Regions from separate parts of the Mus musculus genome. Here regions 2 and 3 are each linked to region 1. Evidence: chromatin loops called from intact Hi-C (ENCODE). Cell type or tissue: left cerebral cortex. All regions are shown on one strand.

The links. Peaks named below come from ENCODE experiments on the same cell type or tissue, not always from the same donor. Only the 100,000 strongest peaks of a DNase experiment are listed, where the experiment ranks them.
Region 2: it touches region 1 in a loop (2.4-fold over the local background); 6 of 42 quality-filtered maps call a loop at or near these places.
Region 3: a loop joins it to region 1, with 2.9 times the contacts of the local background. A loop is called at or near these places in 15 of 42 quality-filtered maps.

The regions. Positions count from the first base shown.
Region 1 is chr6:117,166,018-117,168,517 of GRCm38, reverse strand. No RefSeq gene overlaps it. Among named protein-coding and RNA genes, the nearest start is that of Cxcl12, 1.3 kb to the left of the region's middle. In left cerebral cortex, a CTCF peak has its summit at 1,502 (motif pointing left); DNase peaks (open chromatin) are centred at 283, 480 and 1,508; H3K4me3 peaks cover 730 bases.
Region 2 is chr6:117,659,433-117,661,932 of GRCm38, reverse strand. No RefSeq gene overlaps it. Among named protein-coding and RNA genes, the nearest start is that of 1700030F04Rik, 91 kb to the left of the region's middle. In left cerebral cortex, a CTCF peak has its summit at 1,210 (motif pointing left); a DNase peak (open chromatin) is centred at 1,173.
Region 3 is chr6:117,686,003-117,688,502 of GRCm38, reverse strand. The region is part of intron 3 of 1700030F04Rik (RIKEN cDNA 1700030F04 gene); the gene reads left to right. Among named protein-coding and RNA genes, the nearest start is that of 1700030F04Rik, 65 kb to the left of the region's middle. In left cerebral cortex, CTCF peaks have their summits at 1,246 (motif pointing right) and 2,198; DNase peaks (open chromatin) are centred at 1,247 and 2,109.

The DNA of each region.
Region 1 (2,500 bases):
GCTCATCAAGGGGCGGGCCTGGAGTGTGGCTGGGGTCTCTGACGCGCATCCCCTGCGGAGCAGCCGCCCTTCCAGTTCCCTACCTACCCACCCCCTTCTTGGCGCCCTCAGTGTCCGCGGCTCCGCTGGGTGCTGAGACCTTTGATCTTCCCAGTCCCCAACTTGGGCGGGCTCTTTGGACCTGAATTGTAAAGAGGCTGGGTCGTAGAGCTTAATGCTCCCATCCTGCAGATAGAGAAACTAAGGGGCTGTCAAAGGCACAAGCCGTGAAATAAGAACCTGAGAGACGAAACAGTCTGTTTCGCCGCATCCAAAAGTTGCCAGAGTACCCTTTCTTTCGTGCCAGGAACTTAAGCTGACCCACCTCATGTCCAGGGTGTCTGTGCCGCAGTGGACTGCTAGGCTTAGGGCAACGTGGACCAATCTACAGTTAGAATAACTTGGATTCCCAGCCAAAGTCTCACTACAGTCATTCCCGGGAAGATGCATTCTAACGTAGGGCTGCGCTACCGAGCAAAGAGACCAAACAGGTCTCCCAGAGATACTCAGTATCGTGAATTTTCTTTGCCACCTCCCCTCTGTACCCCTATTCTCTCGACTGGGGGTGGGTGGATGGTACGAATAGTGGGTGGGTGATTACAACTCTCACCCTGCAGAATGGAAACGGAGGAGAAATGACTGGGTCTCACTCCCGCGAAACGTCCTGATTCTCTGTGCTTGGTTTTAATGTGTGTTCAGTTAATGGAAGCTGGAAACAACTTCTTAAACTTCAGTGTTTCCTGCCTTTCCAGAAGAAAGTCCAGTGTTCTAAAAAGGACCAAAGAGTTCCCTAAGGCCCCGCTCCCTAAAACCCTGCTTCAGAAAGTGGTCATTGGCGCTTTACAAATAGACCCATTGGTGTTCAGCCCTGCCAATAGATCGTTGTGTTCCACTCTGGTCAACCAAAACAACCCCAACCCGGGTGTGGGGAGACACGGGGGAGGGGGCAGACTGAATCTTGGAGGGCTAGAGGCTTTGGGCAGCGTCCTTTGGACCTTCCACTGCCACAGGCAGTGTTGGCCATGCTTCGACCACTTTTCCCACATAGCCAATTAGCGATTTGGATTCTGTTATCATGTTCACCCAAGGGAGTGCACAACAGAGACTTGCCTCTGTCTCAGGGCAATCTGGGAATCATATTTGTGAAGCAGTGGCCAGGACCTTTGGGCCTGGGGCTCCACCTAGGGACTAAAGAAGGGTGGAGAAGGTCAAGAGGAAAATGTTCCAGCCATGAGAGTATCTTAAACAATTCCGCTAAGCACTTTGCATCCATTCATTTGTCAGACACACTTTAGGGACTCAGCTTCAAATCTGGAACCGCGCCGACCTGGTCCCTGTGTTTAAAAAGTAGCATTTCAGAGAAGGCAGCCATCCATTTCTACCGGCTTTTGCGCTATCCTGAGCGTTCAGTATGCTAAACTCTGAACTTGCTGGCCCTGTTGTACTGCAGGATCGGCAGAGGCTAGGCTCCGGCGCCCTCTGGTGGTCTTATCTCCCATGCTCCAGTAATCCGAGATCAAGCGCTTGGGATACCTGATGCCTGTAAAACAGTAAAACAGTAAAAAAAAAAAAAAAAAAAAAAAAAAAAAAAAAAAGACCAGATGCTCCTAGGCAAAAGCTCTGAGCACAAAAACTTGTCTGATGCTCCCATTCAGTACATCTCTGAGGCAAGGCAAACCTCTCCTGTAAGTTTGTCCAAAGCAGGTAGGTGTCCAGATCTCTTGGTGTTTGCTATGAAATCGGGAGAGAGGGACCCACTCACAGCCAAGGAGTGAGGGTGGGGGGAGGGGTGTCCTGTGCAGGCTAAGAGCAAAGCAGAGGCCAACAAAGACTCTGGCAGACTGAGGCTCCAGAACAGAAGCCGATGCGGGCCACATCTGTCCCTACCCTCCAACAAGCATTCACTAAAATACGTTCAGTAGGTCCTCCTACGATGAGCTAGGCATGCACTAAGAGTTCGAAATATTTAAGAGAAAAAAATCCCGGGGTAGGGAAAGAAGGAGATGTTGAGCAACATAAAAGCCAGCCATCTAACATAAGTCACATAAAACATAAAACGCCAGTGAGTGGAGCCACCGCAGTAAGCGCTTAGGATTCAAATAGGGTGGCCAAGGACCTGGATTTTAGATTTTAAAAAAGAAAAAAGAAAACTCTACGATTTTACACTTGGTGAATGATTTTTATTTAAAACCATGTCCACTTTAGAAGACTCCACAAAGAAAGAGATGCGGGGTGGGGTGGGGTCGTGGGGGTTGGTCATAAGCCTTTTGAATTTTCTCTATGCTCAACCAAAGAAGTATCTCCCAAGCTTGGGGCTACCTTTGTTTATGCAACAATCTCTGCTCGGTTTCACCCAGTTCCTCTGTGGGAAGCCTTGTTTCAGGGAAGGCACACAGGCAGCTCACGTCTCTGTCAAGTCTGCAGGTCTCCTCCACACAGCAAGGGAACAATGGGGGGTGGG
Region 2 (2,500 bases), 490 kb before region 1:
AACACAAGCCGATATTCAGCACACATGTCTACACAAGATGACAAAACAAAATCTTCAAGATCTCCATTGGGAACCAGCTGTGACTCTAACTGCTGTCTTTATAGAAGGCATAGGTACTTTCTTTGTCAGCTACCAATGCCCACCCTTGTTCTGGACCTTTAGTGTTTCATTTCGTGGTGTCTCGGGATCTTTCGTAGTCTGTGCATATATTATTGTTCGAGTTTTCGTTTGACTGAATGATCCAGTTCCTCCACCGTGTCTGCAGACTCCAGCCTTTTTCTTCTTCCTGTGTGAGCCATCCTTTGGTTGGGCTTTCTGTCCACTGAGACTTTTTTCTTTTCTTATTGAATTTCTTTTTATATCCAGCTTCATTACAGTTTGGGTTTCCTTCAGTATTTTTATCTCTATTGAATTCTATTTTCATGTACTGGATTGTCTTTAGGTCTTTCAGCTCTTTGTTTGTGTTTTCTGAGCTTCAATTAGTTTATTCCTGTCCTTTCTCTGCTAATTCAGGTGTTTATTTGTGTCTCCTTTGAATTTTCTAAGCTCTTTGAACATGTTTATTTATAATTGTTCTTTTGAACACTGTGTCTTGCATTTCGTATCCAAACTTGGTTGTTCTTGTTAGGGAATGTTACTATGGTGTTTTAAATTTTTGATTACATTTATTTATTCACTCACCTATGTATTCATAATTAATTATATAAATAATATAATTCATACAATATATTATAGATATAACAATATGGCATATAATTATATAATTGTATTAATAAATAATTACAATTAATTAATTAATTAATTAAAGTGGTTGTGGTTGTCATGGTATACATGCCGAGCCATGATTGCGGAAGTTGAAGACAGCTCCTGGGAGTCAGTGCTCTCCCTTAACCATATGGGTCTTAAAATTGAAGGTCATCAGGCTTCAAGGCAGGTGCTTTGGTCTGAGTGATAAGGAAAGGTAAGCTTAGAGAAAAAGGCTGACCTGTTAAGCTCCTTGGACTCAGGTCACTCTGGGCCTGGATGGGGTTATCTTGGGCCCTGGAGTCACTGGTGTAGCTGAGGCTGGGTGCTTGTGAATCCATGCCCCCCCCCTACCACCCCCCAGCCCCGTGGAGCTAGCCATTCTAGGGCTGCCTTCAGAAAGAGGGTGTGGCTGGCAGCACTATGAGTGTCCCACAGGAAATAGCTCCCTCTGTTGGTAACAGGCAAGGATGCACCAGAAACCAGGCAAGGTCATTTGTAAAGGGTGCCTTGAAGAATTGGTTCACAGAACTTGTAAATCATTCATAGGCAGAAAAAGTGTGTTAGAGAGGTCACAAAGGAGAAGATTAACACTCCTGTTTTTAAATATCTTAGGGCAAACTTTCTGGAAATGTGTGCTCTCCTTCTTAACACAGGATAGCCAGCCTTTTCTGAGTCCTGTGGCCTCTGAGCCCCATAGGGCTGGAGTGCCTTGGTGTATTGGGCTCTGTAAAACATGTGTGTGTGTGTGTGTGTGTGTGTGTGTGTGTGCGTGTGTGTGTGTGTGTGTGTGTGTGTGACTTATATAATCTTCCAGAACCATATGTTTGATTTTTCTTTTGGTTGTGACGGCCTCTAGCTAAAATCGTGGTGAACTTGTTCTCTGTCTTCCTAAGATGGAGACAAGAAGAATTGTGTCTGGACCCTAGAAGATGATTCAGAATGGACTATAGACGTTTAAACAGAGAAAAACCTCAATGAGCCTTTAGAAGAAGGAAGATGAACAGCTAGGGCTCTTATAAAATGAGTGTTCCAAGAATATCTCATTCAACATGGGAACTGAATTGGAAGTAGGGACCCTGGACAAGCCCCAGAAAGATGACACCCCCAAAACCTTCAATCAGTCATCCCCTTTGCAGGAAAGAGGTCCTCACGGTAGTGTCACTATCAAGTTCAGTTTCCAGTGAGATTCAGGCCTGGGTAGGAGAAGGCCTTAGCCCCCAAGTACCTCACCATCTAGGTGGGAAAGCAAGGAGCTGGCATATTTACTCTGTGAGCCCAATCTGAGTGAAGAGATAGAGCACCCCCAGAGTCTGGGTGTCACCAGGAGCAGATGCTAAGGCACAGTTGGACTCAAATGTGACTCTGATGATTGTGATAGCTTCAGCTGCCCTGGAAGTAGAAGCAACTCTTTGTGAAACATCATTCATAGATAGAGGCATCTGGGCGGCTCCATCACTGCTGCTACCACCTGCTCCTGAATGATGCTAGCACAGGAATATCTGCCCTCATCCTTCTGATGTGGTCTCAAACCCTACTGAGTTAGATCAGGAGAGGACAACAGCTCTACCCAGCTATCTGCACCTTTACTCAGGGTAAGCTGAGAGATCTAGGAATCCAGAGTTCTTGGCTGCAAAGATGTTGCTGTCTTTCTGATTGCTGAACTGGACCTTTTCATTCCAGGCATAACATACTCACTCCGTGTCATACTGGGGCAAAGAATATCATGGCAAGTAGCCATGGTGTCTTAGTTAGG
Region 3 (2,500 bases), 520 kb before region 1:
CAGGGTGCACAGTGCTGGACAGCTGCTGTGTCTTTGATATGGTTGCCTCTAACCTCCAGCAGCTCATCATTTGTGGTTGCATCAAACTCAGACTGGCCGAGCTCCTCGTGCCCTGGCCATTGACACATTTGTTAGATGTTCATGGAAACCACATTATACCTCATGCTGAGAATGTAAAGCGACCACTCTGACCTGCTCATCAAGGCAGGGATGTACCAGAAAAGGCTGGGGATGACCTTTCTCTGAGGAGAGGCAGAGGTTGGCTTATCAAAAGTGTGTCTTTATCAACTCTCCAATGGGAGCAGGTAGGAGCAGTCTGGGAGATATCAGGAAATGGAACAGGAAACATGCCAGGAACCCTTACAATTTGCCTGGAAATGGAGGCCACAAACAGGAGCTGGGCTAGCAAGTGATTGCATGTCTTCACACGAGTACTCTGTGCAAACTGCAGGGCCTGGCCCGGGCCAGGGGTGCGAGCAAGGGAGACATCCTGATTGTGACTACCATTGAGTTATTGTCCCAGCAAGAGACACAGGCGTGGAGGACAGGCTTCTGGCTTTGCCAGTCTATTACAGTTGGGCCGAGTGACAACTTTAGGAGGTATTTTATAGTCTTAAATATAAAGTTAAAATATTACAAAAACCCACGTGATTCTTATTCTCTGATAGAATTAAGAGCTATTTATTATTTATTTATTGGTTCGTAAAGGCTTTATTTCTGGATGCCTCTATAGGTTTTAAACTTTTAGTGATTCTTTGTGAGTTTCACATTCTGCGCCGCAATCCCACTCATTTCCCCATTTCTTCATATCTGCCCTCTACCCTTACAAACTCCTCCCATAAAGGAATAAAAAATAAAAATGAAAAACAACCCCTTTCCTAAAAACAAATCCATCTTGTCATGGAAGCTGTAATTTGTTAAGGGTGTCCCACACTATACCCTTTGTCCACACATCTTTGTGTGCACAGTGATGCATGTGACTCATTGGTCTGGTTTAAGGCCTCTGGCTTCTGCTACACTATCAATACTGAATCCTCACTGGGACCCCTCATCTGCTCTCCTGTTGCTGCCCAGTGTCATAGAGCTCCTGTAGTTTTGGATCTGTAGGACTATTCCTTTTATGTGCTTCAGCAGTTCATAGATGGGGTAGATGTTGGGGTGGGGCAACTCAAAGCCCTGGATCTACCCTGGATTATAGCTGAGTTGGTCAGCCTGCTAGCTCTCCTGCACCCTCACCACCAGGGGGAGCTCTCCAACACTGCCCCTGCTAGCTCACCCCATACCACAGCTGGCAAGGGCAGGGGGCCAGGTTTCCTGCTCTCATGCCCTCGGGATTGGATTATTAGCACCCAGCCCACCAGGGTCAGCTCTACTGTGCTGTTCAGGTGAGGTGTGGCTCTGCTCTCTCAAGTGCTACAGAGGGTGAGGAGCAGGGCGAGCTCTCCCACTATCAAGACACCAGGGTCAGCTCTCTGGCTTGCCACAGGTGGTGGGGGTCTCTCCCTTGCTACCAAGCTGCAGAGGGATCTACTGCTCATGCTCTTGGGTGTGGCTCACCTGTGCACCCCTCTTCTGCCACCAGGGCCAGCTCTACTGTGCTACCCAGGCATGGTACAGGGCCCGCCTGTTCTCTTGAGTGCTGCAGCCAAGAGCTACTTTATTAATATCTATTGAGAAGAAATATTTAGATCGGGGAAACTGAGTCTAAGCATTTAGCTACAACTTTCTCTTGCTTTACCTAGAAAAATATCCCCTTCATTTCTACTGCAACGCTTTCAATAAGTAATGTAAAAGAAAACCAGGGTTATACTGTTTTATTTATAAATTTTTAACTATGCATTCGTAAGAGAAATGGGCTACTGAAAAAGATAAGTCATTTTATCGTTATCACACTAGAGATGTGAAGTATTTCCTTCATATCACCTAAGAGCCAGTCAGCGATCAGAATTCCCTGCTTCTTTTCACAGTTAGTAACAGGAAATAGAAGAGTGCACTTGTATTTGTTATATACATACACATCCATGCTCGCCCTGTTTCGCCTTTTGATTCACTTGGAGAAACTCGATGCAGTGTCTTATGAAACTTTCCACACGCTGCGTTTGGCTGACGGTATTTCGGGACACTGCCATCTGTCTGGCATGATTTGATAACTGGCTTGATCGGCTTGGGTTTTATTTCACAGAAATGTTTACTATGTGTCTCTGGGCTCCTCCCACTGGCTGCCACCAGGGCACTGGGAGCCTGGCCCCTCTCCTTTTTGGATATATGGTTCCATAAGTGGGAGTTTTCTTCTCAGTTTTCCACGTATCGGATTTGCTGGCTGTCTATGGTCGTTGCACATCCATGGTTTTCTGAGGAGTTCAGATAGTGGTATTTTAATACAACCATTCTTCCTGCATCTGTTAGTTGGACTTTTTCTCTAGACAGGGAACTTCCAGACATTTACTGATCAACTTCTTCACAGAGAGTATATATAGAAAAGCCCACATAAATCATCTTT